Regions from separate parts of the Homo sapiens genome. Here region 1 is linked to region 2. Evidence: chromatin loops called from intact Hi-C (ENCODE). Cell type or tissue: PC-9. All regions are shown on one strand. Each heading gives the region's core, and the rest is flanking DNA. Links, peaks and the distances in the headings are about the cores only. Region 1 has its middle 140 kb from the start of LINC02501. Region 2 overlaps PCDH7 (protocadherin 7).

Evidence for each region. Peaks named below come from ENCODE experiments on the same cell type or tissue, not always from the same donor. Only the 100,000 strongest peaks of a DNase experiment are listed, where the experiment ranks them.
Region 1: a loop joins it to region 2, with 3 times the contacts of the local background. A loop is called at or near these places in 7 of 110 quality-filtered maps.

What each region holds. Positions count from the first base shown.
Region 1 is chr4:31,362,150-31,379,318 of GRCh38, reverse strand. No RefSeq gene overlaps it. Among named protein-coding and RNA genes, the nearest start is that of LINC02501, 140 kb to the left of the region's middle. In PC-9, for the core only: CTCF peaks have their summits at 8,077 and 8,279 (motif pointing left); no DNase peak of the experiment used is centred there.
Region 2 is chr4:31,038,947-31,056,115 of GRCh38, reverse strand. The region is part of intron 2 of PCDH7 (protocadherin 7); the gene reads right to left. Among named protein-coding and RNA genes, the nearest start is that of LINC02497, 120 kb to the left of the region's middle. RefSeq lists an enhancer at 11,918-12,487. In PC-9, for the core only: a CTCF peak has its summit at 10,205 (motif pointing left); a DNase peak (open chromatin) is centred at 10,165; H3K27ac peaks cover 323 bases.

The sequences.
Region 1 (17,169 bases), core at 5,167-10,166, 330 kb before region 2:
GCTAGGATTAGAACAAATAAAATAAATGTTCAGAGAAGAGTTTGAAGATACAGGAGATTCTGCAGATGCCAGATCATAAGACCCAGAGGGCACACAGAAAGCTTTTTGAATCAGGGAATGTTGTAAAATAGGATTGGATTAAGAAAATTACTGAGGCATAAATGTCCAGGTCATGAGAGATAACCATAGAGTCTTGGGCACCTAGAGTGATTATAATACATGGAGATAAATGATGTGATTAGATTAGTCCAGAGGCTACAGTCTGAGGGAGAAGGTTTCTAAGTCTTAGCAGAAATATGAAGAGCCCTTGAGATCCTGGTTCCCTCTTATTAATAATGCTTCTAATTCACAGCACACAACTTTGCCATTCCCCACCTCTTGGCTTCTGCATCGGGGGCCTGGAGGATGGTGGAGGATTGATCTTACATGAAGCATGGGAAATCAGAGATAACCTCTTGACTCTTAGGGCATGTGAAGTTCTGCAAAGGAAACATAGAGGTAAGGGAAGAATTTATCTTATCTGGAAGATGGAGAGTTTCAGGGCTACACACCCACAAACCCACTATCTCCACCCCGACACACACAGGGACACACACGTGCACTTTTATTAAATTTTTTTTCAGATCCTATATCTGCATTTATTTCTTCCCTATGTAATTTGTCAGAGGGAAGCAGAAGTATCTTCCCTTAAAAGTTTCTTTTTAACGGCAACTCTTCCCCAGATCTCTAGCTTGCCAGCCTTCCCTGCAGAGTTTGGATTTGCCAGCCTCCAGAATGGAATGAGCAATTCCCTAACATTTTTTAAAAATAAATATAGATCTCTCTCTCCATATTAGTTATGTTCTCTGAAGAACTCTGACTCATATAGGAATCCAATCTCTGTTATATTTGCTCTTGATGACTTTTGAATTTTATTAAACAATTTGAATTTTTTTTTCTGATGATGTACTAGTCCGTTTTCATACTGCTGATAAAGACATACCTACTTGGCAACTTACAAAAGAGAGGTTTAATGGACTTACAGTTCCACGTAAAGAGAGAGAGCTTGTGCAGGGAAATTCCCATTTTTAAAACCATCAGATCTCGTGAAACTTTTTCAGTACCACAAGAATAGCATGGGAAAGACCCACCCCATGATTCAATTATCTTCCACTGGGTCCCTCCCACAGCATGTGGAAGTTATGGGAGCTAGAAGATGAGATATGGGTGGGGACACAGAGCCAAACCATATCAGATGATAAAATACAGACTGTAAAAAACATAGAAAATTCAAATAGCACAAAAATGGCACTGTCAACATCTTGCTGAGTGCTCTTCTGTTTTTTCTGTGAGTTTATAGACATGTATACTCAACAACAAATTTGGATTATGAAATTCTTTTTCAATAACATTAACTGTAAGCATTTAAAAATGTTATTAAAATTGTATAGAAAAAAATTATATAGAAAAAAGATTTTTAAAGTTTCTGTCTTTAATTCTAATACATTTCATTTTACCATGCATAGCATACATTTTTATAATCAGTGTCTTCATTTAAAATATACAATACTCATATAGAAAATAAAATTACACTCTTTTGCTGTGCTGAATTTTATTATTTTAATTTTATCCTAAAATTTGTGTTTAACTTCTGTAAAACACTGTTTTTAATAGGAACGCTTTTAATATATGTTAAATTTATTGTCATAATTTCTTAAATAGTAGTAAATGACTAATTTTCTGAGTGAATATTAGTAAAATAGTGTCATAAAGATCATTAATATGACTGCCAAAGTGAGGCAGAAATACCACAGTAATAAAATACTAATTTAGAAAAACCCAGAAGAAAGATGTGTAATAGTACAAAAAGATTTAATATACCTCCACAAGAGATAAATTTTCCATGTTGCTCTTATAATCATTACTGTTTGGTTTTAGATTGTTACTGGGCATGAGAACCATAGTTAGACCTGCTGTAGATCCAGAAGGCTTAGGGTCCCAGTTAGCCTGACATTTGAGAATGTAAACTAACTTTAGCTGAGTCAGTGTGTGAACAGTTGCCTATGAGTACAAAATCAATTCATCTCTGAGTATATTATCAAGGACTGTGTCTCTTTTGCTGTTCAGTTAAGCTCAGGTCCCAGAAAGTACTTTGCATACATAGCTTCAAAGGAATTCACAGTTGGGTCAGATAAGGGACTCAGTACATAAGTCTTTGTGTTTGTCTTCTTTTATTATTTTCCCAAATCCCTCCAACCCATGAGCCCAGGTAAATAAAAATTAACTGAACAAGAACCCAAACTGAGACTATCTGTAAAAAGTAACTGAAATCTGCCTTTGTTTCATTATTTTTAATAAGAAGACGAGAAAATAAGTGGTTATCTTCAGCTTAACTTACCATCAAAAAAATGTATTAATCAGTTCACTTAAATGTGAGAAAAGCCAAACCCCACCATATGGTATCTTATTAACAATGCCATGGCTTAACAGTGAGTCCTAAATTGGGCATGGAGCCATATTTCTTCAGATTCTTGTTAAGTCGTGTTTCTAAACTGACTAAGTTCTTAGATACAGTGTATGAGAATCATATAATTACATTATTAAGCAAGTTCATATAGCAAGAACTAAAAGAACTTCTCTATATAGAGCTAGATGTTTTTTCCATAATTATACTTATGTATCTGAATAACAGTCATATATCTGAATCACTTTAAATTCTTCTTAATGATATAGCGTTTGTACAGACACTCCTTTGACTCAAATGTCTAGCTCACAATCATAGAGCTAGCAACTATACATCACAATGTGTAATCATGACTCAATTATATAGTCGTTTGCTCCAACATGATGGGAGAACTTCTTGATTCAGTGTTTCTTCCCCACAACTTCCTTTATTCTTCCTCACTGCAGAGTGCTACCTCAGTTTTTCCTTTCCATATCCATTTTCCCTATCTTGGCTACTTACAGTCCAGTTCCTTTAATTATTCACTCTTCTTGCACTCTTCTACTACCTTCTTCCTTAGAAACTACTCTTCCTCACCTATTGCTTGCTTTCTTGCTGACCATTTGGAAACTCCCTCATCATTGTTTATCCCTTGAATTATAATCTGGTTCAAGCGCTTGTGAAATTTCCTAAACTGCGATAGTTTCCTAACAACTTCAGCCTTGCATACACGAGACATTCTTTACACAGATGTATGTTAAAAACACAAGCCAAACTTGTCCAGTTCTCTTGGCAACGTTTAGTGATCCCCATTTCCTACAACATGTTTTTCATATTGTATCATGACACAGAGAGCCCTTTACCAATAGTCTTATCTCTACCTCTTTTGCTTTATTCCCAGGCACGTTTTTCAGGGTGACTTGTTATTTATAGGTTAGTGGAACAAGTTCAATCCAAAACAATCATTTATAGTGTTTCCCTTGAAAAAAACAGATCAAGTGTTCTAAAAAAAAGAGATTAACAAATCACGGCCGGGCACGGTGGCTCACGCCTGTAATCCCAGCACTTCGGGAAGCCAAGATGGGTGGATCACGAGGTCAGGAGATCAAGACCATCCTGGCTAAGATGGTGAAATCCCTTCTGTACTAAAAATACAAAAAATTAGCCGAGCATGGTGGCGGGCGCCTGTAGTCCTAGCTACTCGGGAGGCTGAGGCAGGAGAATGGCGTGAACCTGGGAGGTGGAGCTTGCAGTGAGCCAAGATCACACCACTGCACTCCAGCCTGGGCGACAGAGCAAGACTCCATCTCAAGAAAAAAAAAAAAATAATTTTAAGACTCTTTTTAACTTTAACTTATATCCAGTGAATATTTTATGTTTTCAGATTCTAAGAATTTTTCCATTCACATGAAAACGTCTGAATATTCTTTATTAATGTAATAAGAATCATGATAATTAAAATTGAATTCATAGAAATTTACATTTCAGCAGCAGTTGCTAAATTTCAAAAATTTGCTTACTCTTTACCATGTTTGGCATATTTTTGAACTTTTTTAAGTAGAAATAAGTGCTTTCATAACCCTCTTAACCTGAGCAAGAAAAAAAGCCTAAATCATTTCAGAATGTTTAAACATCGAAAAAGGGAAATTATCATAATGTTTATCATAAAGTATAAAAAGCTACATACAAACTTTTTTAAATAAATTGAATCATCAAACAAATTTGACCTAAATGAAAGGTTAATAATCAAGTTCTTAAATGCTATTCTACTTCATACTATTATTGTTAAAACTGCATTGAAAACTGCTCCAGAATTTAGATTCTTCATTTGTAAAATGGAATAACATAAATTTGCTATTTAGAATAAGAACTGAGAAAATGTCAACAGAAATTGTATATTAAATAAATATATGAAGCCAAACACAAAGTTATATAAACATTCTTTTCAAAATAAAATGTTGGCTTAAATGTATAATTGTATGAGACACATTTGGAGAAGCTTGCTCGGACCACATTTAAAATATGATAAACCACAGCTCAAGCCAAGAGGATACAGAAAAATCTATCCAAATTCCTGTATGTTAGACAACAGCTTGGACTGCTTGCTTTTTTGTTACAGATCTACCCAGATCTCACCAAATCAATCTCTTTTAATAGCACAGTTTGATAACAGTTCTGACAAAGAAAATTGCCATCAGCAACTACTGGCTGCCAAAGAATACTGAATTATTGTGAGGTATCGGCCAAATATATAAAATTTTAAAAGCTCATAAAAAAGCAATTAATTGGTCTCATATATCTATTTCTATTTTAATGCTAGAATTAACCATTTAATTAACCTATCCCATTAAAATAGAACATTCATATAATAGCTTCTTAAGTCTGGGGGCTTTCTTGCATGTGAGTGCTGGCTTCTTTTTCTGTAAGTAGGCCCAAGATTATCCCATTATGTCTGAATTCACTCAGGTTCCAGCCAAGCCAGATCTCTCTATGAGCTCCAAACTCAAGCATTCATTTATTCCACAGACAGCTGCTGTGTGTCAGGCATTATGCTAGGCTAGGTACCAGAGATAAAAAAAAAAAATGCTGTCAGCAGCTCCGCAGGAATATTTATTTCATAGGCTCTCCCCCAATAAAATGTTTCAATGATCAATTTGTTTTGAGAAATGTTGTATATGCTACCACATCCCCAAATATTAAAACCTGTTTTTAAAACTTTGAAAGCATTACAAATTCTTGTGGTTAAAAATGTAACCACACCTAGTAGAATGGTGAAAATGCAAAACACTGACAACACTAAATGCTGGTGATAACGTGGAGCAACAGGAATGCTCATTCATTGCTGGATGAAATGTAAAGTAGTATAGCCATTTTGGAAGACAGTTTGGCAGTTTCTTATGAAATTAAATGTACTCTACTATCCAGTCACCACACTCCTGGGTATTTATAAAAATAAGTTGAAATTTGTGTCCACAAAAAATCCTGCATGTGGATGTTTATAGCAACTTGTTCATAATTGCCAAAACTTGAAGGTGACCAAGATGTCTTTCAGTAGGTGAATGGACAAACTGTGCTACATCTGGACAATGAAATATTATTCTCTGACAAAAAGAAATGAGCTTTCAAGCACAAAGACACATGGTGGAAAACTTCAAAGCATATTGCACAGTGAAAGAAACCAATTTGAAAAGTCTGCATACTGTGTGATTCCAAATATATGACATTCTGGGAAAGACAAAACTATGGAAATGGTAAAAAGTTCCGTGCTCTTCAGAGGTCAGAAGGGAAAGAAGAATGAATTGGCAGTGCACAGAGGATTTGGGGGGCAGTGAAACTATTCTGTATACTACTACAATGGTGAAGACATGTTATTGTACATTTGTCAAAATCCATAGAATAAACAGTAAGAGTAAACCCTAATGTAAACTATGGACTTTGGGTGATGATGATGTGTCCATCTGGGTTCATTAATCATAACAACCGTACCACTCTGGTGGGGTTTGTCGACAGTTGGGGAGGCTCTGTGTGTGTTCAGAGGACCAAGGAACTCTCTGTATTGCCTGCCTCTCAATTTTGCTGTGAACTTAAAAATGCTCTAAAAATTAAAATTTGTTAAAAAAAAAACGATCTCACTTGATTATGGTATTTTTATGTCAAGAAATTGTTACTATTTCTTCTTGCAACTAATAGCCTGTGTAGCACATTTCTATATGATGGACCACTTAGTTCATATAATACAAAAATGAACCAATAATTTAATAAGTTAATTAAGACTCAGATATTTCAATTTCCAAAACAAACTACCAAAAAAAAAAGGTACTACAATCAGTTGTTTCAATAAACTGACTAAATCAAGTAAAGTATTTCATTGTGTATTCTCACTAGATAAGTCATTCATTATCTCTTGACTCATAATTTAAGCAAGAATGTAATCTTAACAAACAGCATTTTTTTATTTAGCATCAGACATCAGTATAGGTGATAGTCTCCATTATTCCATTTATTCAACAAAAATTTTTCAAGCACCAAATCTGTATTGGCAAACTTTTTCTGTGAAGGGCTAAAGAAGAAATATATTTAAGCTCTGCAACCCATATGATTTCTGTCACAACTACTCACTTCTGCCATTGTAGTGCAAAAAATAATCATAGACAATAATTAATAAATGGGCATGGCTGGGTTCCAATAAAGTGTTATTTACAAAAACTGGCAGTAGGAGAAAGTAGGCCTGTGGGGCTTTAATTTGCCAACTCCTGGTCTAGACAATAGGGATACGAATTTTCAAGTAATTGCCTTTAAATATTTAGAGCCTCATGAAGGAAACATATGCTTACATTTCATTGTTTTAACTGTTATTTTATGAAATCGGGAAGGAGGAAGTTTTAACCAAAGAAAGGAAATGTACAAGCAAAACATTTTTTTCTCAAACATCCTGGGTGAAAAGTGGCTTATCACAGTGCAAGTTGCTATTTTCTTAATTATTTGGAATCTCAAAAGAAGATCTGTCTTTGTCCTACATGTTATCCAGGAACGTATGGGGCTACAGATGATACTCATTATAAACTCACCCACTCACCTCCTACTTTCATAACAACTTGTGGTAGAGATATATCAGAAGACATGAAGAAACGATGTGAGAGGGAATTCATAATTATTATACTCTGCTAAGACCACCCACCGCAGAAAGCAAAACTGACGATTGAAAAGTGAGAAAGTTGCAAAACACAACAACAATGAGGCCTAGAGTTAAACAACAGTTAAGAGAGAAGAGTCCTTGATATACTCCAGGGGAAAACTCAACAGATTATCGTATGCTGTGCCTCAAGAGTCTTTGAGGAAACAATAAGGTTTTTGCTTCCCAAATTTGGTTCTGCTAATTTTCTTAAATGTGCTGGTCTGTAGATTTCCTGGAATAAAAATAGTCAAAATGCTTCAGAGTCAGATGACCTGTTAAAAGCAGACTGCATAATTTGTTGAAGATTTGAATAAGATTCAGAGCACTATGCATTTATGCAACACTGGCTGTTTATCTGTGAGTAATAGTTCTTGTGGGGGATACAAAAAAGTAATAATTCAGTTTCTGGAAACTTTAAGTTGGGAATATAGGATACAGACATATTAGCAATTAAATAACATAACCCACTGATATGGTTTGGCTGTGTGTGTCCCCACCCAAATCTCACGTTGAACTGTAGCTCCCATAATCCTCATGTGTCGTGGGAGGGACCTAGTGGGAGGTAATTGAATCACGGGGGTGGGTCTTTCCCCACCCTGTTCTCGTCATAGTGAATAAGTCTTATGAGATCTGATGGTTTTATAAAGGGAAGTTCCTCTTCGCAAGCTCTCTCGCCTGTTGCCATATAAGACTTGATTTTCTCCTCATTCGCCTTCTGCCATTATTGTGAGACTTCCCTAGCCATGTGGAACTGTGTGTGAGTCAATTAAAACTCTTTATAAATTACCCAGTCTCAGGTATTAGCAGCGTGAGAACAGACTAATACACCCACAAAGCCTGTATTCTAGAATATTTTCTCAGATGTAATGATACAATTATACAAATCAAGAAAATAGAAAAATTAAGTATCATTTCAATATAATTTTTGAAAGCCCAATTGGCAATTAAGTTTGAAAGTAAGAATATTTATAGCGTTCAGTAGAGGAACTCAAATGAAAATGAGAAAATATCTCATAATTTTGAGTTCAAGAATTTTCTGTTTCCCTATTTTACTAATTTATTGATTATGTTGTGTCCAATAAAACCCTAAACTTCACTTCTTTGTGTTCTTTCTGTGGTTTCCCACCCAGGTGCACATTGAATGCCTTACTGTTTTTACCACCATCTTGTGGTAAGATAAGGTAACTGCATGTAAACTCACTGAACATAACGTAAGTGGCAGATGAAGGCACTCACACCACATCCCCTTTGTGACAATGTGCCTGACAGTCAGTACACCTTTCAGGAACTTAGTACCTTACAAAAGCAGACATGGTGATAAACCTTATAAGTGAGAGGCTCAAAGAGGATTTTATAAGTGGAGTTGATTTTGTTTAATGCTGATTTTATATATACAATCAGTATTTTGAGGATACATATATATTCCCAAACATCTTCTGAAATAAGAGTGCCTATAAAGCTGTTTTATGTTTGCTTCTTTTTAAACACAGGAGGTCTCTTTCTCTTGAAGGGGATGAAGAGAGAAATCTCACTCTAACTGTGGCTAAATCGTGAAGGGACCCAACATAGATTGGTGATAAATAAGCAGAATAAAACAAAGACAAAGCAGAGGTTCGCAACTGGCTTGCAAAACAGTTAATCAAAATCAATGACTTCTGCTACTAAGAACCAAGAAAACATTGTTCTGTGGTTTTTAAGAGGAATCTTTAGCCAATGCAACCAGGTAGGAAGTCATAGGATGCTCCATAATACATGCCTATGGATACTATTCATTAAAAAAATAAAATAAAAATTAAGATAGAATACGTAGTCTTAAAATTAAAAAAGTCGATATTAATCTGAAATGGCAATGATAATAAAATACTACAGGAAACACTTTTTATTTTTATTTATTTATTTATTTTTCCGAGACCGAGTCTTCCTCTGTAGCCCAGGCTGGAGTGCAGTGCCGTGATCTTGGCTCACTGCAACCTCCACCTCCCAGATTCAAGCAATTCTCCTGCCTCAGCCTCCTGAGTAGCTGGGATTACAGGCGCATGCCACCATGCCCGGCTAATTTTTTTTTTTTTTTTGTATTTTTGGTAGAGATGGAGTTTCACCATGTTGGCCAGGCTGGTCTGGACCTCCTGACCTCACAATCCACCTGCCTCGGCCTCCCAAAGTGCTGAGATTACAGGGGTGAGCCACCACGCCTGGCCAGGAAACACTGTTAAGAACAAGATTGCCTTATGTTAGCGTCTTCCTGCTGGCAAACAGTCAGAACGGCAGGTACTGGCGTCTAGGTGGTGTTGCGTACACTCATACCACATACAAGTTCATTGATAGAACTGTGTTACCCATGAGAAGATACTGATTAAGATGGAGAATCAGTGTTATTGTAAATAAATTAACATGTGTGTAAAACATAAAAGCATAAAACATAAGCTCCAAAAACCACTTTAGAAATAATTTCATCTAGTCCTCTCATATTTCAAATAAAAAATTCAGAGGAGGTAAATTCTACTTAACTTTTTCAGTCTCAACATTTGGACTGATCAAATGTATGAGTATTTGCCAACCTAACAAGAGAGAATTGCTGTTCCATCTGTGACCCCATTGGGCTTTATGGTCCTTGTCTCTTGTATTGTAGTTAGCTTTAGATATAACTCAGATGTCAGTTGTTTTCTCATTTTCATACTCTTTCATTTATTCCATCTGTTTCTGTTCTCACTTCTATCTAGGTACAGCATTCCATAATGCTTTCAATTGTCTTTGGATAATTTATTCACACACACGCAAAAATATATTAGTGAGCAATATTCACTGCATTAATTCAGTTAACAAATATTTATTTGGCATCCACTAAGTGCCAACCACTGCTTTAGATGCTGGGGATAAAAACAAACAAACAAAAAGTCATGAGCTTTGCCCTGATGGAAATTATAATGGAGGAGAAAGACTAATGGAATAATCAAGAAGTTAAACCCATAAAAAATTATTCTAATGGAGAAGTACACACATTTTCAATGAGGATAATTAATGTGGTCAGAGGAAGCAAAAAATGCTTCCTTGAGAAATGAAGATTTAGCTAAGATCCAAGGAAATGAGTCCAACTTAACAATTTTAAGAAAGAGCTGATGTATATGTTGGAATAATCCATAGTTTGACGGAAAAACTGAAAGATGACTTAAAGACAGTGAATGGAAATGAATAAAGTGTAATAAATTCTCAATGAAACATTATATAGCAGTCAAAATGAATGATCTACAGCTATCTGCAGGAATGTGAATGGGCTTTATTAATATATTATTTAGTTAAAAACAATTATTCCCGTACAGAAAATTCTTCTTTGTTTCTTTTCACACCACATTAAAAGTGTAAAAATCATGATTAGCTCACTGGCTATAAAAGGACAGTCCTCAGGCCAGATTTGACCAACAAGTACAACACACACACACACACACACACACACACACACACACACACACTAAGTTTTATGATAGTGGCTACCTCTGGTTGCTGGAGTTGATAAATGGCGGGATGGGGAATGAGCTCATTAAGATGTAAGATGCATTCGTGTTCTAAATCCTGAGTTAGATAATGGATTAGAAAAAGCTTACTATGTTAAAGATTAAAAAATATAAAAACGGAGGACTATTCATGAACCAAAAATGATGATGTATTAAAAACCAGAGTTCAAATAAAAAAATTCAGTTGCATGCATTTAAGATCCAACATCCAACAACAACAAAAGAGAACAGAGAGAGAGAGAGAGAGAGAGAGAGAGAGAGAGGAAAAAACTAAAACATGGAGCAGCAAAATGGTGCTTGTTGAGGTTGGGGATTTTTTAGGCCAAATTTTCAATGGCTAACGTAGGTCTTTATTTACTTGTTTGTTTCTTTGTTTATTTATTTATTTAAAAATATTCACCTTGAATTCTCTTTATTGAAGGGTGGGAATGGGGTGGAGTGGGAGTGACATGGCCAAGTTAGCTTTTCCATAAAATTATTCCACTGTAGTGTGGAAACTCTTCAGAAGGAGACAAAAGTAAGTATTTACTCACCAAATATATACTCACAAGAGACTGTAGAAAAGTTCTGGGTAGAGTTGATAGTATCTGAGCCAAGGTAATTGTTGTGGAAATAGAAAGAATCTGGCTGATTTTAAAAACACATAAAAGGTAATAGATAAAATTTAGAAATGAATGTGACTGTTTGGATATGGACCTTGGGGCCTCAAAGATTTCATGAAGGACTATTACATTTACGGCGATTACAAAATTAGATACTTGGTAATGCCATTCTCTGAGACATAAAATGGTGCCAGAGAACTAAGTTTAGGGAGTAGATTATTTATTCATCAATTTACTCCACATTTACTAAATTTTGATTTGTGAAGCACAGCTGTGTTAAGTACTAAGATAGTAGAGTAAAGCAAATTTTCAAGTTCCCTGTTTTCATAGAGCTTACATTTTAGTGAGAGCACACAGACCAGAAATAAGTATGCAAACAAATAAATTGTTTAGATTATACCATTTTGTAGAGGAAATAAAACACCATGATGACATAGGGAACAGTGGAGGCAAGGAAGCTATTTTAAGCAGGGGGTTGGCAGGTGATTTCTCCAGAATGACGTAGCAGAGACTGGAATGGCAAAGTCAAGAGTTTTGTTTTAGATGTCTTCTGCTTAAGGTACCTTTGAGGAACCCAAGTAGAGACTAATGGAATAATCAAGAATGAGCAGCTAAAGGAGACAAAAAAGTCAGAGAAGAGATCTACAACCTCTGCAGAGGAGAAGAAGGGGAGATTAATCTCTTACATCCCATAATATATAGGTTTAATTTGTATACATGCTTTCTCTTTCTGTCTGTATCCCCAAGATAAGGCTGCAAGATTTAGCAAATAGAAATACTGAATGCTCAGTTAAATTTGATTTTAGTGAAACAGGGAATTTATTGATTGATTAACTGATTGTTTGATACCCATGCACTATTAGAGACATATAAAAATATTCATGTTTTATCTGAAACTCCAATTTACCTGGACATCCTATATTTTACCTAGCAACCCTATCACAAAAAGCACTTAGCACTACTAACTTCTCCCTTCCTCCTCTCTTCCTTCCTCCTGTCTCCTTCATTTTTCTCCTGATCTCTTTCCTTCCTCTTTCATCCCCTTTCTTATTCCCAGATTTTCCACAGGGGACTTCAAAATCCTTCCTCCTTCATCTTACAGAGTAATTCAGTTCTTCCATTTTCTGCCTTTTCTAGTATATCCCATGCCTCCCAATCAGAACACTGATTATAACCAAGACTAGACAGATATGGGCTGACCTACGTGAGAAGGCAAGTTGAAGGCCACAGCACACATTTACACATGGATAGGTGCTGGTGTCAATAAACTGTCAGTAGGTGAAGCGCAAGAACTCCATCTCGGATTTTGTCCATATTCCCTATATGTAAATATAGGAGGCACTTGACCATATTTTTCAAATGACAAAAGGCAAGGTTTGATCGGCTTAAAGTTGTAAGCTACTAAACATGTTACTGGCAACATTTTAGTAGAAACTTCATTTTTCTCCTTTTTCTGTCGAGAGGTTTAATATGAATAGTAGAAAGCAACAATAATAACAACTAATGTTTATTAGCTAATTACTACTTATGAGGCATTATATTAAACATTTCCTATGTATTACCTTAAAAGTTCCTTTTAACTTTAACAATGTATGATTCGTTGGCACAGCATGGTCTCAGATACGACAGAGTCTGAGGAAAATTTAGAGATACTTTAATTAATAATGAGATGCAATTAAATAATAATGTCTAAACATTTCCAGGGGAAAAAAAGGTGTTGAAGTATGATGATCATCATAGAGACAAGAAATATTACTAGAAAAGGTTTCAGCAATTTGCAATCTTCTCTCTATTAATTCCCAAACTGGTTGAGCACAGCTTCAACAATGTGTCATGCCTCAACAATTTGTTTGCATGAGAATCATTCACAGACCTAACATTTCATTTGGTGTGACTACAACGTGTGTGGTTGGTTGAGTAAAGTCACAAGCTACACAGATATGAGGAGAATATGTTATTAATGGTGTTAGTGAGAAACATAATTTAGAACTTAAAAGCATATTTCTTCTGTGCAGTTCATTGGGCTTTACAAATATTTCATTAAGCTGTATTACCCTGCTGTCAGAGGGAGGTGACTATATGGCAAATATTATAATAAACAGCTATTGAGGGGCTATTCAGATAAGAAAATAACACTGCAATTCACAATATGTGTAGTTAAATGAGAATAGGAAATAAATATATCTATTTACATTGGCAGGCTGTGATAAAAGCTATATTGGCATTAGAGTAACTTGAAGCCATATGAAGAAAATCCCTTTTTGGCTATCCCTCAAGGCAATCATGTGCACAGTGGAACGATAAGCCCCTCTGTGCAGAGTGCCACTGGAGCACTTGAAGTCATACAAATTGGTTGTAGTGTGGTCTAAAAAGTTCACCTCACCCACACCTACCTTCCAAAAGAATTTCATGTACGTGAAGCTGGTTATGCACAAAAATGCTTGTGAGAATGACTTTTTTGTAAATTTGTCAGATATTTGCTGCATACAAACCACCCCACATTTTAGTAGCTTACAACATTAAGCAGATAAGTTTTGCAAGTTGGTGGAGTTGTTCTTCTGGCATAGCCCAGTTGCATGTTTGATGGAGCTTACTCATGCATCTGTGGTCAACTGCAGGTTGCCTGGCGGGGGGGGTCTTGCTTGCTCCCCTGTGTTTGTGCCTTGGCTGGGACGACACTGTCTCCTTCACTTGAACTGCATTCTTCAGTATGTTAGCCTGGAATTGTTCTCACGGGTGCAGCAGGGCTCTCAGAGGAACAGCAGAAGAGCAGACGGCCTCTGAGGCGCAGGCTGGCAACCAGCACAGTATCATTTCTACCTCATTGAGTTGTTCAAACAGGTCACAACATCTGCCAAATTCATGGTTCAGGAAGAGAGACTATGTTTTGATGGGAAGAGCTGCAACACTCACATTGTAAAGGCCCGAGTATTTGTAAAGGAAGGAAGAATGTGTAGCTGTTTTGGAAATCTCCCACAGTTGTATAGTGAACATGTATTATCTTTATGGCACTCAACCACTTTTAAACAGAGGGGGTTTTTTTAGGGAATTTACCATGTTGTAAGTACCACTTTTACCAAACAAAAAAAAAAAAAAGAAAAGGAAGTCTGTTATGTGACCTAGACTTAATAAATAAGATGTGGCTTTGTGAGATTTTGACTTGGAGTAGAGAAGGCACTATGAATAATTCATTTCCTGGTGAAGATGGCAGAATATGGCAGAAAGACAGATGGCAATGAACCCATTGGTGGCTTCCCGGGTATATGAATTGCCTCTCTTTGAATCCCATGCTGTGGGGTCTCCAAAGTGTGCTCCCATGCTGGTACAGGTCCTGGCTGCCGAGCCTTTAAGCTAGTTTCCCTGGCCCTCCCAGAGATTTGGAGAATTGCTAATATCTCTTTAAATTAGCCAGAGTAATTTTCAAGGATTAAAACTAAGAGTCCTGACTGATACAGTAGAAACATTGAGTATATTTCTTCATCTCTAAAACAGAATAAATAATATACATTGAGAAACTGGTTCACAGTTGGCACTTAATAAATGATAGCTTCTGATGCTTTATGTTTTCTAAAAAGTTTTCATAAAACAAAATTTCTTGTTTTTCTTCTACCGATATAGCACCAAATCATACTGGTTAGTTTTATTTTATATTTAAGTGTAAGGCTCACACTTACTTTCTCTTAAAAGGTAAAATAGTTCAACTTTTCACTTATTTTTCCAGACAGAATATAACGTGGCTGCATAATATAGTAGAAATGTATTTGAAGAGAATCAAAGGTGAGTGCCTGGTCTCATTTCTGTCACATACATGATATAAGCAAGTTGCATTTTTTGGCCCCTACATTATCCATGGGGAAAGTGGCTGTCTTGTTCACCTCAGAGGATTACTCTGAGACTCATAAAAAATATTAGAAGCATAAAGACTTTGAAACTATGAACTGCTATGCAAACATAAGAGACTACTTTCTTAAAGAGGGATTTCTTATCTCCTTATCTATGTTATAAACAAATACCAATTGTGAAATTTTTAATATATTCTCAAAATTTATCTCTACCCTGAGCCTCCTTTAACATGGGTTTATATGTGTCCTCCATCCAGATTTAATTTAGATTGGTCCTTTCATATTTTGAATTGAAAAACTTGACATTTATTCTTGCATCCTGCAAAATAAACGTAGCTTACATCACCACAGGAGAATTGTCTTCCAAGCCTGATTTCAGAGGAAATATCACTTTTTCTTCCTGGACCTGGCACACTGACCTATACAAAGGAGGTCCAAATTAATGTAAGGTGATGATGACTATTAACAATAATAACACTGAAAATTATCACATTTATGGTGAGAATACAAAGTCATGAAATAATTACTTCATGGTTCTATCATACCGTATGTTCCTTAAGTAAATACTAGGAGTTTTCTCTTTAAATTTTTGACTTAAATCTTTCTTCTTTATATACTTTATAGTTTACAGTTATTTTCAACACTTTACTTCTTATTTTCTTTTATATGCTCCATGGGAGAAAATTACCTAAACAATGAACAAAAAAAAAATAATAATTATACATGGTTGACAACAAACAGAGCAATAAAATTATGTGGTACAATGAAAATTGAATTTAAGAATTGATTACATGAAGGAGTACAATCAATTATTTAAAAAACATAAAAACATAATACAATGTTTAAAATTACAAAAAGGAAATACAAAACCAATGGTAAGTAATTTATCAGAAGTGACACTTTAAGTAAAGGGCAAGTGAGACTTTAGTTAAACTTCATCTTCTTTCATTTATTTTATTGAAAATTTAGTTAATTTCTCATAAAATAACAAACTTTCTGTTTCTTTCTTGTTTTTAATTTTTTGATAATGGTTTTATGTTTTTTCCTAAACTTTTTTATCCATAAAATCTACCAAATTTTTGTTTTCATTTCAGAAATTGCTCTCTGCAAACCTTAAGTGGACTTCCAATTAGATATTATTGGTCTTAGTAACAATACTTAAAATTGTTCAATGGCCTCTCATACTTCTTTAAAAAGTATCCAACTCCTAAAGACAACTATGAGTGCTTACAGGAGGTCGTCATTGCCTACTGTTATCCTCATAATCTATCACTCTTCTCTTCACTCACCAACTTCACTAAACCACAACAACCTTTCTTCTACTCCACTGCACATGCCAAGACCTTACGTAATCTAATTCTTGTGTTTCTCTTCAACATCATTTTATTCTGTTCTCTACTCAGTATTTTTCAGCCACAATGGTTTCCATTCCATACCTTGAAGACGTGAAGACTTTTCTCAGCTCGCAGGGCCTGTGCTTACCAATCTCTCTACCTGAAACCATCTTCCTCCTTTTCTCATTATGTGGTCTGTTTTCTCTCAAACTCCAGATGTGAGCTCAAATGTCACATGTTCACACAGTCTTTTCTTTACCAATCTGTCCAAATCATCTCTCTTCTCACTCTCTCTCCTATAACTCTGATTATTTACTCATAAATAACATTTATCTTATTTATCTATTTGTTGACTTGCTTGTTGACTATCTCTGAAGAGGAAGTTCCTTGAGAGCAGGGAGGGTGCTGTATTTCCAGTGATATGCTCACAGCACCTACTACAATGCCAACACAATCATTATTTCTTGAACTGCTAATCTGTTACTATCCTTTCTGGTAATCTATATTTTGTGCTATCCTTTTGGGACAATATTTTCTCTCTCTTACTAAAATCTTATATTTTCTCTGAGACATTTGACTTATTAAGCCACCACACATTTTTATAATGTGTCTAGTCATTTTGATTACCAGGAGTCATATAAGAAATGAAATTTTTATTTTCAGATTTTGGCATATCTACTATCTTGACGTGCTGGATAGTATTTTTTTTTCCGGTAACTAACTTCATTCTCAAACTCTTCTGTGCTCTTCAGGTAGGAAAGACTGAAAACTGTTTTTCGCAGAAT
Region 2 (17,169 bases), core at 7,082-12,081:
ATTACATGCATGAGCCACCACGCCCGGCTCTCATTATTTTCTAAGTCCACTTCTGGGATACATTCTTAGTCTTAAAGGGAAAACATTACTAACTACAACTGATTTACTCAGTTCTAGAATTTGAGACCTACATTACAATGCCTGGGCAATAATTTATTTAGTATTTCCTCTTTGACAAAGATGAGGAAGAGTCTTCTGTGAGAATACTTAAAGAAGATTATAAAGCCTTTATATGGCTGGGTGCAGGTGCCTTTATATGGCCTGTAATCCTAGCACTTTGGGAGGCCGAGGTGGGTGGATCATTTGAGGTCAGGAGTTCAAGGCCAGCCTGGCTAACATGGCGAAACCCCGCCTCTACTAAAAATACAAAAATTAGCCGGGCATGGTGGTGGGCACCTGTAGTCCCAGATACTTGGGAGGCTGAGGCAGGAGAATCACTTGAACCCGTGAGGTGGAGGTTGCAGCGAGCCGAGATCATGCCACTGCACTCCAGCCTGGGCAACAGAATGAGATTCTGTCAAAAACAAAAAAACAAAAAAATAAAAAAACAAAGCCTTTATATTATAAGGCTCAACTCTAGGACCTAGTATGTTGCTAGATGTTTACTAAGGTGAATGCCATTTGGAGTTTTAAAAAATCTACTACTGCTCAAAACCATTATGGTACACAACTAGATTTTTTAAAAACCTATTACTACCAAAGCTTTTGTAGATGCCAAAATGCACAGCTACTATACTACTGCCTAAGGGAGTAGAAATTCGTTTTTCAAAAATTTTAACTCATCATGGCAATTAAAATACACTAACATTTTCTGAAAATCAATATTTTTAACAGAAAATGCTCTAAAAAACTGAAAATATAGTTTATTTTTAAACAAATCTAACATGTTTTTCTGTGCAGGAGGAGGTTATATAAATACAACATTTCACTTGAAGATGGATGACATAAATAAAAAAATATCAGTTAAGGAGAAAAGGAGCAAAGGCATTTGTGAAGCTAAAACTAGTGAGCTTCAATGTCAAATCCTTATTTGCTACGATGAAATATAAATGCTTTGTTATTCATAAGTTGCTAAAACCTCCTAGGAGCAAAACCCTTAGAGGTAATGCTATAAAAAAGAAGAAGAAAGCAAGCCAATATAAGATCATTACAGCAGTTAGTAAATAACATGAAATGGGATGAAACTAAAATTATGGCAGGTTGATAGATTTCATAAACTCAACATTAAGAAATGTTCTTAAATAAAAGATGCTATGTGAAGAAAATATTCAATGAATTAAGTTCTAAAAATAAACCTGCAGACAACTTAACCTGAACGATACCAACAAAAAAGAACTGAGGTCATACTAGACCAGATATTAGCACACCTGTTTGGCATCTTTCATCACTCTGCCTTTATCATATAATGGCACCAAGAATAGAAATCTTTAGTTGATTTCATGGTATTCAGATTACTTCCTTGAATTTGATGAAGATAAATGTTTCAGTTACTTTCTCATCTTCTTACACAGGATGGAGGTACTAAAAGAATTTTCCAATGTGTTAGAAGCACCAGATCTAGATGTTCAAAAAGCAGTATCTCTTCTGTGAAAGTTGATGTGGCTGAAACTAGTGGTATCTTTCACACTTTGATGTTCTTGCTCACTGTAAGAGGTTAGTTTGTATTTTTTGCTTGTTGTGCAACTCCAGCTGCAGAATTAATAATCATCAACCCTTTTGGGACGTACTAACTTGGACATGTTAATAATTTTCAGCCCTCGTGGTATATGTTAAATTTGTTGTGGCTGCTTTGATTTCACATGTTGTTCCCAAGAAGCTGATTGGATTGTGGGATCAAAAGTTGTTCCAAGGGCCGGACGTGGTGGCTTAAGCCAGTAAGCCCAGCACTCTGGGATGCTGAGGCAGGTGGATTGCTTGAGCTCAGGAGTTTGAGACCAGCCTGGGCAACATGGTGAAACCCCCATCTCTACAAAAACACAAAAATTGGCTGGGCATGGTGGTATGTGCCTGTAGTCCCAGCTACTGGAGAGGCTGAGGTGGGAGGATTGCTTGAGCCTGGGAGGTAGAGGTTGCAGTGAGCTCTGATTGTGACTATGGCACAGTACTCCAGTCTGGATGACAGAACAAGACCATGTCTCAAAAAACAACAAAAAAAGTTGTTCCAGGGTCCAGGTGTATGTATTATCATTGCTGCTGAAAATAATTTCAAATAACCAGAAAATTTTAGTTTAGTAACCTAGTTTTTATATATAACATATTTTTATATATTATTTTATATACTTTGTTAAATGGTATGGGAAAATCAAAAGAATCATAATATGTAACTACCAACTCCAATAAAGTAAAACTTAGCTTAGGGACAGAGCATAAATACATAAAAGGATGTGGGACAATAATATACGTGACGAACAGTGAGTGAGTGTACCATGCAGAGGGTCATGAAGTCACAGTAAAAAGAGAGTACAGTGACCTCAGAGGAGCAGAGATGACTCAGCAGAAGATAAAGAAATCAAACTGATTTTTTATTTTTTATTTTCATTTTTTGTAGGGACAGGATCTCACTGTGTTGGCCAGGCTGATTTCCAACTCCTAGCCTTAAGTGATCCTCCCACCTTGGCTTCCCAAAGTAGTGGGATTACAGGTGTGAGCCAGGACATCTTATTGAAACTGAGTTTTGATGGACGTAAAGAATCAAAGTTAGTGGCCTCGATGGAAGGATGATGTATCATAAGTTGAAGAAACAGCAGAAACAAATGCATGGAAGCAAGAAAAATAACTAAGTTATGTTTGGGGGACAGGATGTAAAGTTCAGAAAGATAGGTTGGGATAGTCTAAATGACTAGGGGTGAAGAAGGACTTTGGGTAGGGGGTAGTGTTTTGAAAATGATGTTTTCACAGTATTAGCCTGGTGATGGGTATGCAAAACTCTGGAAGTGAGGCGAGGTAGAGGCAAGAAGACAAGCTTTTGCTTTTATACATCATATTTAATTTTTAGCATTTGCAAAGGAAAATCACAAATTGCCAACAAAAAGGTATCCTAACTGGTGCAAAGAGAGGAATCTGGCATCTGATTTCTCAAAAAAAGCCATTAAAGAAAGCGCTGGTAAAAAAAAAGTAATTTGACTCGTGACGAATAGATAGCAGTCACACCATAGCATTAAAATACTTAAAAGGGGGTAAAGAAAAGTTGAAGAGAAAAAGGAGAAAAAATTGTTACATAAATAAAAATAATTTATGAAAATCTCTATTCTGAAGGGACAAGGTTTGATTATATTATTTTCATTTACTCTTCTCCTTAGAATAGTTTGAAATTCAATCTCACACAAGTGATTCCTACGAACAGATAAACCAAATAGTCAGATGCTGGCATCAGCAGCAGCTCATCATATTAAACAAAGCTTGCTGTGTGTCAGAAACAAAGCTCCTTTTATAATTGCATATGCAGATAGATTTTCAGGATCACTTGTGCTTGGTATGATTTTTCTGACTTCCAGTCACTTACTATATTTTTATTTCTTAAAGAGCCATTTTTATTTGGGACAGTGTCTTGAGGGTGAAGACTAGGTAAATGGGACTCTATGTCCTTAAAGAAAAGGACATATTTTAAATCTTTTCACTACAGAATGATCTTTGGATTGAATTCATTGCATTATTTAATCTACCACCTCTCAATAAAACTTTAAAAATGCCCCAACTGAATTGTAAACTCCAAGAATCTGTAAGTTCTTGTTCAATAGTATGGTGATACATTCCTTTGTGTAGTTTCAAAATGTTCAGTGGTGTGGATGATATTACTACTTAAAGTTTGATGTTACTCAGACTGGACAGAATTCTGTATCAGTTTTGCAAAGACTCAAAACACTGGCACTAGGATTATTGTGTATAGAAGACACTTTTGTTTAAACTAAAGTCGATAAGGAACAGGCATGATAAATCATTTCCTCCAACATCACTTCAAGTCAACACTTCTCTAATGCCTTAAACAAAATAAAACAGACAACAAAAAAAGGGACATTATATATAGTAACAAACCACAGAGCAATATTAGCCTTCTATTATTATATACAGCTATAACCTTAACACTTAATTCAGATATTTGCAAAATTACCAATCAACTCTTTCAATGAAACCACAGAAAAATAGTCCGTCAGAATACCACTGATAAGCAAATGAATGTCATAATATTCAAGGATAAATATCACAAAATTAGAGGACATCTATTATTTGCTGAAGCTATATTAAATAAATGAAATATCATGAACAATTCCCCTACCCGCCCCCCACACACACCCAACAATGCTTTGGTTTTGAGAAGATCAAGTCTGCTCCTACTTAAGACAATGTGTAATATTTTTCTACAGAAGATTGCATACCTGATGTGTTAGCAACTCGAGACTGCTATTTTTATGCTGTAAAGGTTTAAGGTCTGCTGCTACCCATTATAAACATGTGATTTACTGCTGTTTTATTTTACTTGTTAAGAATTAAATTTAAAACAAAGGGCATTATTTAAGGGTTTTAATATCCGAATAAAGAAATAGAATCAAGCTGTAATATAATTGTAGAATGGCAACTTCTAACTATGAGGAAACAATTTTTAAAAACCTACATATAAAATCCAGGGATTATTATTCTATGGCTGGAAGCTAGATTACTTATCTGTAGCTTCACTATGCCTCAGTAAGTCACTGTATCCTATAGTTCTGCTGCTCTATTTTTGGTGTGTATGATTCATTCATTAGTTCATCAAACACTGGTTAACCTTCAGGTGCCACACTCCTGGAGCTCTAGTAACAAAAGATAAACAGATGCAGGGGATATGGTCTCTGTCTTCAAGAAACTCACAGTTCAGTTGGAGAAACAGTCATGTAAACACATCATTATAATGGAGTGAGACATGCTAACAGATGCTTGTAAGGTGGGGCTGTGATGATAGACAAGGCATGTTTGCTTGGGGATTCAAGGAAGACCTTAAACAAAGAGTGGCTTATAGGCAATATTTTGAAGAAAGAATTGGAATTACCAAGGCAGGTCCAATAAAAATCACACAAATAGTGAAATAGTTAAATTAGTCAGTTAAATAGATAAATAATTATGTGAACTAAGCGATTAAGATTCAGGTGCTATTCACAAGTAACACCCTTTTTGAAACACACGAGCATAGCAGAGGATAGACAATGTGAAGCAGAGAACCTAGCTATAAATGTGAAGCAGGGAAGTGACCCCTGGAAATATATTCAGTCCTATTATCAATCTCTAAAATACAGAATCAATATATGAATTCACAGGATTTTTGAGGAAAGTATTTGAACCTGTTCTGTGAATTCTAAAGTATCCTACAAATGTTATCTACTTAATTACACCAATTTTTGTCCAGTGAGTGTAGAAGTAGAGGTAACTTAATTATAAAGATGTGCTTCTTAGAAATGGCAAGACAAATTTTCACATCCCTCTTTAGTATAAATATCATTTCAGTAAATTATGAGATGCTTACCATAAAATCTTTTTACATCACATTATTGTCATTAATGTCCACAGGCCTAATCAATACTTGAACAAGGGCAATCACAATGAAGCATGGATCATATTTAGAAGACATCTTTTACAACCGAAAAGTCTCTGAACAGAGGACAGTCCTTGCACTCTGAGTATATATAGTTTTATTTTTCCTCATTATTCTATTTTATTTCTGAGCCAATGTAACTGTCAGTACAATTATTGTGTCATGTAAAATTTATTTTCCAGACTTGCCCCCACCTACATATTGTCAGTATAACAAATAATAATATTGTAGTCTACATAGCAGAGTACAATGGTAATAGAATCAACATCCAATTCCAAAATCAGGATATTTTTATAAGTTTTTTCTCGAAATTGATGTGCAATGAATCTGACACAAATCCAGTGTTTGGCAAAAGCCTGCCTGAGGGTACTCTTCTCTGTCTGCTTCTTGCTGAAGCATATTCTTGAAGCCAAAGTATAGACTGAACACAGGGAACTTCAAAAGGAACTGCTGAGTCCTGCACCTCCTGTCACAGCCAGAGAGATATGCCCATATCTCTCTGTAATTATTGATTTATTGACCAATAAAGTAGACATTTGTATTTTTGCCACTCAGAATCCACTTCCCCTATTTTTAGTGTAAATATACTATTTTACTTCAGAAAACTACCCCTTTCAGCTTTTAGGCTATGATGTGTCTGCAGAGATAATCCCATCCCTAAGCTTGGGGTAGACATTTGATTTGGGCCTAAGCCAATCAGAATATATTATCTTTCATGAAAATGATTGGTTCAAATATGTCCACGTGACCTCACTGGAGACCATGTGACTATGCTGGAATGGCTATCAGGTACTATATTTTAATCACAGAAAGATATCGTGTCTGAGGATGGAAAGAGAGATCAAGAGATGAAGAGAGTCAAACAGGGCCCTGATGAAGGCGTCTGACCCTGTAACCAGCCATGCCAGATCAAATTCCAAACTTTTTGGACACCTAATCTGATGAACTTCTCTTTACCTAAACCTAATTTGGGTCAAGTGTTCTGTCACTTACAGTGCAATGAACAGATACAATCAATATCAACGATTTAAGCCCTATCCCTGTTACTAGCAAGAGAAAGAAATGTAGCTTATTTCTTGCCTGTTGCTTCCCAGGCTGCCCCACATTGTCTGTGTCACTCTTGCATATCCATGCCTGGTTTCTCCTAACTAGGGCCTATACCTCCTATCACTGAACTTGTAAATCACACCCTAATAATGACTTGGAAGAAATGGGTTATACTTACCTATAACACTCACAATTACTCTATTCTCACTTTTGCTTGCCTGCCTTGAAGCCCCTTTCAAGTAGCAATATAACCAAACACCGCATGTTCTCACTCGTAGGTGGGAATTGAACAATGAGAGCACATGGACACAGGAAGGGGAACATCACACACCGGGGCCTGTTGTGGGGTGGGAGGAGTGGGGAGGGATAGCATTAGGAGATATACCTAACGTTAAATGATGAGTTAATGGGTGCAGCATATCAACATGGCACATGTATACATATGTAACAAACCTGCACGTTGTGCACATGTACCCTAAAACTTAAAGTATAATTAAAAAAATTACTTTTAAATGATATCCACAGCTTGTTTTTCTGTTTCTGGTTTACAGTTGAATTATACATATCATCATATTTGTCTTTGTCCTGACTATACTTTTATTCTCAAAGGGCAATTTGTCCTTTTACATTGTGGAGCTCTGCTATGACAACATTTTCATATAATGTTCTTTCCAGATTGTTTGGAAGAAGAGCTTACACTGCAGTGGGTTAAGTGCGATTTCCTTTGCTGAGTGGCAATAGCAACCTTACTTACAGAATTAAGCTTTGCCTTTTTTTTTTCTCTCTCTCTCTTTTCAACAGTACTAGTGGGATGCTTTCTCCTGAAAAGCTGAGTATCTGGCATATGGAAAAATCAACTATTTGTAGTAAAAGCTTGAGGCTTCCAAGGACTTTTGTGGGCATCCCATATAAATTCAGTGAGTTGGAATTAACAGGTCTGTCCTTGCATAAATGAATAGAAAGCCTGCAAAGTAATTCTTTGCTAATCACAGCAAATTAGTCCTGAATTCTACTGACATGGAAAGATTCTAACTGGCATCAAGCCTGAAGACTAAAAATAATTATATTGCCATGGATTAGAAAGTGTCAATATTTACATGCCTTAGTGGGATGTAATCTTTATTGAAAACAGAATGACTAAATTTTACCCAAAATTGTGATACTCTGATTGTTAACATGTTTTTGGACTTGATAGATGTATACCTTCTTGTCTGAGGACTGAGTAGAGCCATAAAGAAATCCAGAAACATCTCTCATTAATATTCTACCTTTCAAGACTCCTGAGATATTCTTTTTCTTGTCATTTAACAGCATTTAGTAGTTAATAATAAATTTATTTTACATATTTTCTGAAAAATATTTACTGTACCAATCTTTAACTAGATAGTAGAGATACAATTATATGAAAGAAGAAAAAGTCCCTTTCTTCATGGAACTAATATTCTAACAAATACTCATATAGATAACTGCTTAATTAAAGTTTTGAGGAGTATAACTACTATGCAACCATAAGGTAAAATTTATTATGGTTAAAAATGTATAAATAAACCACAAGTCATCTATGCATGTGGACATTTAAAAATGTTAATTTAAGAAGTCACTACAGTCTAAACCAAACAGACCTCCTATCAAGTGGGAACTTATCACTTTTTAAATCTTGTCTCTCAAGTCATTTATGACTGCAGAAATAAATAGGAGCCTCAAGGAAGAAAATGATCAACAAGAATAAAATATAGGTTAAGGCATCAGCTATACTTATCTTCACAATTATGAGAGCGAGCTAATTAAATATGACAAACTTGACAAAGCAACATCAATTTCTAAATGTAAATATAAGAAACTCATAAAGAAAGCTCTGAAATCAGTCAGTCAACCAATCAATCAAAAAACTGAATAATTTCTCTCTTTGCCTCTACTGTATTTCTCTTAAGATACAAATGAGTGCATTTTGAGAAGTAAATTTTGAGAAGGGAGAAATGACAATTGTGTGACTCCTATGGAGTGAATAGAAGCTAGATAATCAGGGAAAGGCAGGGATGGCGGCTCCTATGACAGTGAGCATTTGTCCAAAAGATACAGCTGTACATGACCCAATGTTTATGATTCCTGAATTTAAAAACAAAAAAGATGAAATGATGACCAAGTTTTGAGACCACCGATTTGCACTTAGGAGCTTACAAATTGTCAATCATGCTATAGGGTAGTGTACACATGCGTGGGAAATTTGTATTTGAACATTTGCCCACAACAGCAGCTGAGGAGAAATCCACATGAAGTTATTCATGAATTTAATCTTAGAGAAGATTTTGAGTCCATGTAATCTGATTTTAAAACTGCTGTTATGTGATATTTGTGTAATCAGAGAAAAAGGAAAGTTTCAACTACTTGGAAATTGAGCCTATTTAAAAAAAACAAACAAAAAATTTGTGTTTTAGTGAACTTGAGAATATTAAAACTTAACTACTCAAATCTATCAAAATTATATACAATTAAGCACTATTATGTACAGAATGGTATAGCAGCAACTGTGTCCTTTCATTCTCATTTATCCCTTTATAACAATTATTAAATAAACAATCCCTCTTTGCACTTATAAATGCTTATGTTGGATTTATAATGTATATACAGCTATTTCTGTGCAAACTGAAAATTATAACTAATTGATTTTTCCTTTTAAGTGGTATTTGCAAAAAATCTCCAAACCTTTAATATGATGGATGTAAGTAACATTTCCACAAAAAGAATTTATTTTAAACTGTTTACTTTGTTATGCTTTGGAATATTTAACTCAATAGATTCGGCCTCTTTGAATAATTAAATCTAAGTCACTTAGAAGAGAATTTCTGTAAAACTATAACTTGCATGTGTGTGTATACTTTTGGAAATGCTTTAAAAAACTGAGATTTTTAAACTCTATGTCTGAGAAATAAAAAGCATCCTTTACATTTTGAAAAAAAATTAAACATTTTCAATCATCAGAGTTCAACTAAATTTCACAAACTGTAACCCTGATTATTTGAGTCATGGCAAATGCAATAGAGAACTTTCAAAGTATATTATATTAGGGAGATTAGCTTAGTATTTTACATATATAACTCATATAATCTTCTTAATAACCCAAGAAGAGAAGTCATTGGTCCATATCACATAGTCTAACTGATGGAGCTGGTATTTTAAGCCCAAGAAATCTGACTCCAGAGCCAAGCATGGCATATGTATAAATATGGTGAAAAGTAAGATAACTTACATAAAGTATATTTTAATAAGAAAAGGGAAAAATTATGGTTAAGTGGGGGTGTTGTGAAAGATCCTTATTAAACAGGCCTAGACTGGACTATTTAGCCTAGGTGGATCAATCTACAAAATGTTACTGATATAAAACTTGTATACAGATATACAAGTCAACCCATGGTCTACAACAATGGACAGGGGAAGCTGCTGTAGATAGCAGGGTTGTGGATGATGCAAAGAATGCGTGATTGCATTTCACATAAAAATAGATTAAAATAACTCTTCAAGTATTGCACAGCATCTTAATAAAAGGATACAAATTATACAGTATATAAAACAGGTGACAGTGCCCTCTGGAGGATGCTACTGAAATTTGGCACCAGCTACCTATTCAAGAATGCTGCAGGTAAAATTGACATTCTTTCATGTATCAGAATCAGTGTGCTTCGAAAAATACAAGTGCAATGAAAGAACTGTTCACACTGGTTCTTCAAACTTGTCCTCAAAAGGCAGCCTTTGTAGTACTACCAGCTTAATGCAAGGATGTAGATGGGGTAGTATTGGTTTTTATAATTACAGGAGAGATAGGTTGCAATAATCGAATTTATGAAAAGTGTTATCAATTGGTTACTAAGAATTTCAACCAAAAATATTTTATTAACAAGTAGCCATCCCAAACTGTAGCAAATCAGGAACTGCATTTGACCAAAGATTTTAAATATGCTACCATCATTTGTATCAGCTACCGTTCTGCTTATCATGTTATGACTTCTGACAGCAGGAACGGAATGCCCAGTGTAAGTGTGAATCTCTTAATTTAGTATTTGGTCTAGAACCTTTATGTTCACTACGGAAATGGCTCTCTGGCTCTTCATATTGTCCCTTTGACACACATACACAGACACAGAGAGAGATACTGTGTACAATTACTTCCTGAAACCTGATATCAAAGAAGGTTTGCAATCGAAATACAAATCCCTAGGGAAAAAAAGTGCAAAAAGAAAAAAGAGAGAGAAGACACATCAGAAAGACCAGAGCATCAGAGATTCCACTTCAGATAAAGTACCAGAAGTTAAGAAAGCAAGAAAACAGACTCTAAAGCTCAAATTAATTTTATTTTCTAAAGTCACAGTAATTTCTGTGTCACCACCATGCTAGAATAAATTAATAAACTACCTTGAAATTACAAATCATTCATTAATATGCTGGCTTACTTCCTAAAAAATCTAACTGGTTATTCGTATATCTGCTAGGCCACAAAAGAAATATAAATAAAATGAATAAAAATAAAATACTTAGGGGACTCTCCAAAACTTGATAGCTTGAGATTAAACCTGAGGCAGAGAAGTCAGGGTCCAAAAGTCACTGCAGGTCCTATGTTACTTGTGTTTCAACTTGGGAAAATTGATAAATACATAAAAGTAACTAACTTTATCTCCCTCCTCCTGAAAAGGAAAGACAGCTATAGTGAATCTTATTTTTATTTTCCTAAGAAAGGACTCCAAGCTTATTAAAATAACCAATTAATTAATTTAGAGATTCTTGTTATTGTTTGTTAAAACACCAAATTATATTACTAACAACACTCACATTTTTGTCTGTTTCACTGCTTAGTACTTTAGAATAACTCTAGTGCACAAATGTGGTAGTAATGTATTATCCCACATATATTAAATCATTATTATATTTTAAAAATCTAGATAAAATACATAAAATTGAAAGTTGTTAGCCTCCTAGCATAAGAAAACACAGAAATGTCAATCAATGAAAAATGAAATCAATATTCTGTGTCTGTTGAATGCATTCTTCTTGCTGATAATTACACTTAAAAAAATGAAAAGGGAGAAAGCCATAATACCTTGTTGTCATAGGATATTTATGCTTAAAGAAATATGGGATATAAAATTTACACTATATAAATGAAAAAAAGCCACAGTTATAGTATTAAAATGTGTGCCCACAGACATGTGTATACCTTTTGACTTTTCTCTGCACAGTTTGTATAAAAATCCCAGAGTCCACTTTGTTAATCTTGAGAATGTCTGGCTTTCTGCATAACCTGCTAATTTCTTTCCAGCCCCCTAAAATGTGGCATCTGTTATACTGAATGAACCCTCTCCTCATTGTTTCTTAATGGTAGGCACCACTATTATTTACTTACTTACTGACCTATTTATGTATTTAAATAAACAGAAGTTGTCCCTAAGAGATTGCCACTTTTAGGCATAAGTTACACCAGAAGCTGCCATCTTCTCTCCTTTCTCTCATCATTAGATATCCTTAGAGAAAGGTAAACTACTTCCAGCCAGCTCCATTTTCTCAGCTCCCATTTAATTTTAAGTCCCTTACACTTTAGCCTATGCCTTTACCATGACAAAGCAATTGCCTTGAAGGCTTACAGTGATCTCCTTTGTAAACTCAGTAACTGCTCAGCCTCATCCTCCTTTAACCTCTTGAAAATATTAACTAAAGAACTTCTACACAGCAAAAGAAACTATTATCAGAGTAAAGAAACTATTATCAGAGTGAACAAACAATCTACACAATGGGAGAAATTTTTGCAATCTATCCATCTGACAAATGTCTAACGTCCAGCATCTACAAGGTACTTAAACAAATTTACAAGAAACAAACAAACAAAAAACCCCATTAAAAAGTGAGCAAAGGGCAACATGAACTGAGAGTTCTCAAAAGAAGACATTCATGCAGCCAACAAACATATCTTAAAAAGCTCAACATCACTAATCTTTAGAGAATACAAATCAAAACCACAATCAGATAGCATCTCACACCAGTCAGAAAGGCTATTACTAAAAGTCAAAAAACAACAGATGCTGGGGAGGTTGTGGAGAAAAAGGAACACTTTTCCACTGTTGGTGGGAGTGTAAATTAGTTCAAACATTGTGGAAGACAGTGTGGCAATTCCTCAGAGACCTAGAGGCAGAAATACCATTTGACCCAGCAATCCCATTTCTGGGTATATACCCAAAGGAATATAAATCATTCCATTATAAAGATACATGCACGCATATGTTCATTGAAGCACATTATTTTATGCCAGATGCTATGGTTTGAATAGTTGTCCCCTCCAGAACTCATGTTGAAACTTAATCCCTAGGGTAACAGTATTACGAGATGAGGTCTTTAAGAGGTGATTGGGTTATAGAAGCTCTGCCCCCATGAAAAAAATCCATTCACGGATTCATGAATTAATGGATTAATGCATTATCATGAGAGTGAGTTGGTTATCATAGGAATGGGCCATTATATAGGCTAGTTTGGCTGTCTCCTGTGAGCCCCTCAGAATGTGATACCCTGTGCTTCCTTGGGACTCTGCACCAGCAAAAGGCCCCTCACCAGATGTAGCCCCTGAACCTCTGACTTTCCAGCCCCTAGAACGATAATAAATATGTTTCTTTTCTTTATAAATTACCCAGTCTCAAGTATTCTGTTAAAGGAACAAAAAATTGAACAAGACATCAAACTTTACAGTAATTCCTTTATGCACATTATTTTGCTGAAAACAATCTCTTTTTTTATGTTATCCACCACTGATCATCTGCATTTTTCAAATGGTAGTTTTTACACTTTACTATACATCACATTTATTTTTGTGCAATTGTCTCTCCCTAAAGAGTAAAATTTTTGAGTTTGACTTCGATATCTAATCCTTCCCCAATGCTTCCCACAGGACCCCAAAGAAACTAAGTTAGGAGTTAACTTACAAGACTCCCTTTTCTTGAAACGATCTGCATAAACGATTCATAAATATAAAATACACACACACATACCCATATAGACACACACGCATGATAGTTTTCATAAATTATTGCAACACTGTTCATCAAAAAAATCAAATATTCTCCATGTCAATGTAATTAACAGTCATTAATACAGCATGCAAAGATCAAAAAGAGATTGGAGAATTCTACTGGGAAAAAATATATGGTTGTTCTTTATAACAAGAGTATCTGACTCACTGCTGTTACTCTAATTTGATGACTAGAAGGGAAAGCATTGCTTGACTTTGCTATCCTCCTATCTTATCTAGAAAACAGGGATGAGAGAAAATGACAATCAATCAAACATATGAATAAAAATCAAGCCTTGAAACATGCTCATTCAAATGATATGAATGAGTGCTCTGCATTTCTACATTACTGAGGCTGCACACTCAGCCGATGAAAACCTCAGTGCCCTAACTCACTGCATACTTTGTCGATCAGAAACACTAGTATCTTGCTGCAGAGGGAATGCTGCCTGGATTCACATGATTACCTTTTTGATTAGCTTTCCTACTCCCATTGCTACAATTTGTCCCCTGTTGCACACAACTCTCTTGAAGGAAAAAATATTTCACTTCTATGAACAGAAAACTTTTTAAAATTCTTGGTTTATTTTATGCCCCTTGGATGACATTTATTCCTCAGAAATAGTAAAAGTTGCTTTTATAAAGCAGCATTATTTTTTTAAAAAATAGCCCAAGCCAGTTGGTGGCATTTCTGCATCTTCATCATAAAGAAGCATATTGATTGGATGAAAACGCTACATAAACAAATTGCAACAGCCTGTTTGAGGGGAAATTGCCCTGCCCTAATGAAAATGTAAATAACTAGCAAAGCAATGCCAACTGAAACAATGGTCTAGTTGGGGACAATTCTTTTCGTTGTAGGACTGCTCAATGCAAGGGGGTGGGGGGTAACTTTAACTGGCCTTCTGTGTCGTGCTCCTTCAGGATTTTGCTTAGAATTGCATGACTTCCAGCACTTAGGAGTCTGTGGTTTGATTTTCACTTGTGAAGTTGAAAATTGCAGCCATGATAATTAGCAGTGACTGCATTTCATCATGCTAAGCAAGGAGCATGCTCTTTAAAATACACCAAGTAGAAGAAAGCAAGGTGAATAAAAATAAAATGCCAGTATTTGAAAATTAAGCCAATGTATTACTAAAATATTTTCATCACTCAAAAAATATCCCCGGAATAATAACCAAGCAAACAATTCTAAAAGCAGTTAGACAGTACCATACACTAGGTAACTCCCATGAGAAGAGACACTTCAGAAGAAAATGGATATTGCACCTTCTTTCAGGAAGACGTATTGGTAGAATTTCATCCTGAGACTCACATAAATGGATAAGCAAGCATAAAACTAAATCCCTTATAGAGTTGATGTTCCAAATTTGTGAAGTATTACAGAATTTTAAGGATGGAGATTATAATGCAAGCCCCGGTAAACAGAAGTCAGCACTGTCAAAAAGCAATTGTACTTTTCCTTTCTCAGAAAGTGGACAAATATTTTTCAATGTTTTTCCACAACTCTGTAACCCCATGTGCTTTTCTGGTCCAGGATTTTTTTTTTTTCTCAGCACACACATCATTTGAATGGTGGCAAGCAGGAAAACACTTTTAGTAACTAACTGGCAGATGATTTAGCTTTTCTTAATTTGATTTTTAGTTTCTCAACCAACAAAATATGCCAGAGGGGATTTATCTGGGAAAATTGGGTCTTAAAAAATAGTCTTTTTTTTAACTCAAATTGTTCGTATTTTTAGGACATCACTGAATTTTGAAGTTGGTTTAACATGTGATGAGTAAAGGCTTACCTAATGAACTGCTGAATGAGTAAATTTTTGCTTCATTTTTACTTGGCCAACCTGGCCTAAACTCAAGAAATGTTTTTAGTTTCTGATTAATGGTGAATATGCCCTATATACCGAAATGAAATCAATTCTCGTTTATTTCAACTGATACAACATATTAGTTTGAACTAAGGTTATTTAAATCATTGTACATGTACAAATTTTAAGTGAATATAATTTTACAGCAAAAATCAATTTAAGAACATCCTTTCCCTTTATGAACACCATGCACATTTAATTGAGCAAAAGGAGCCAGATAAAGTTTACATCAGCATGCTTCCATGTATATGAAGTTCAAGAAATGTCAACACTAAAAGATGGTAATAAACATCAGAACAGTGATTCCCAGATGAGTCAGGGAAGAGTGGGGAAGAATGGAAGAGAGGATTCAAAGGAGGCACAAAGAAATTTCCTGAAGTGATAGAAATATTCTATATCCTGATTGGAGTGGTGGTTACGTGGGTATACAGAGTTGTCAAGACACACTGCAGTATACATCGAAAAACATACTGTGCATTTAACTGAATGTAAATTATGCACATTATTTCAATAAAGTTGATTTAATTAAAGTAAAACAAATATTCAGCTCTGGGCATTTGCACTACTGATAAAGAAGGCAGCACTATATCATCTTGGAACCCCTTTCTGAAGCCCCCTGTTTGTATCTACGCACATAACCTTTAAACTGAGTGCAGATTCTACATGAGGGGAGAACAATCTTAGTTTGAATGTCTAGAAGTTCTGTCTATTGGCTTGGTATTAATTAAATTTACCTATTTTGTTTTGAAGATATAATCACGAGATTATTGCTTATAATTTACTCCGTGATCTTAAGAGGAAATTTGGCTGAGTTTTCATTCCGTTTTGAACTGTGCCTATACATACATACACCAGCAAAACAGTTAGAAAAAACATAAGTCTTCCAGTTGCTCTTCTAGAAAAGTTAGAATGTGTAGAGTCAAGGAATTCTCTTATATTGTTCCAGAGATCAGAATAGGGGTTAGTCAGCAGTGGCTATTGGGAGCTATGACTGGGCACTGTAGAGAAGAGGCAGCAAGACTATAAACTATGGCTGGGCAAAGTCCCATTGTGTGCCTGTAGTCCCAGCTACTTGGGAGGCTGAGGAAGGAGGATCGTGTGAGCTCAGGAATTCAAGGCCGTAGAGCACCACAGTCATGCCTGTGAACAGCCACTGCACTCCAGCCTGGGCAACATAGCAAGACCCCATCTCTAAAACAAAGCAAAACAAAACAACAACACTATAAACTGTACCCAACAGACTATTTTACTTCAAGACATGTTCCTTCTTCTTAATGAGGAAGACCCTTCAATTGGCTTTCAGCCTTTAGAGCAGCTCTAATATTTGCCTCTGATGGTAGAAGGAGTTGAGATGGACATTCAAATATCCTAACACTGTCACAAAAGTGCAGTGAACTTTAAAATGCTAAAGGAGAATGCCAAATTGAATCTTTGATTTTGGAGCTTTAAACCACACTGAGCAGAAATGTGAGCTTTTTTTTTTGATATTTAGAATTGATAATTCTTACAGAAATTATTTCATTGCTTTTGAGTAATACTATTAATAATAGCTAATATTTGCTTTGCACTTATGGGGAGGTGTTATATTAAGCACTTGGTATATGCTAATTTACTCTTTGAAAACACTATCTGGTAAGTTACTGCTGTCA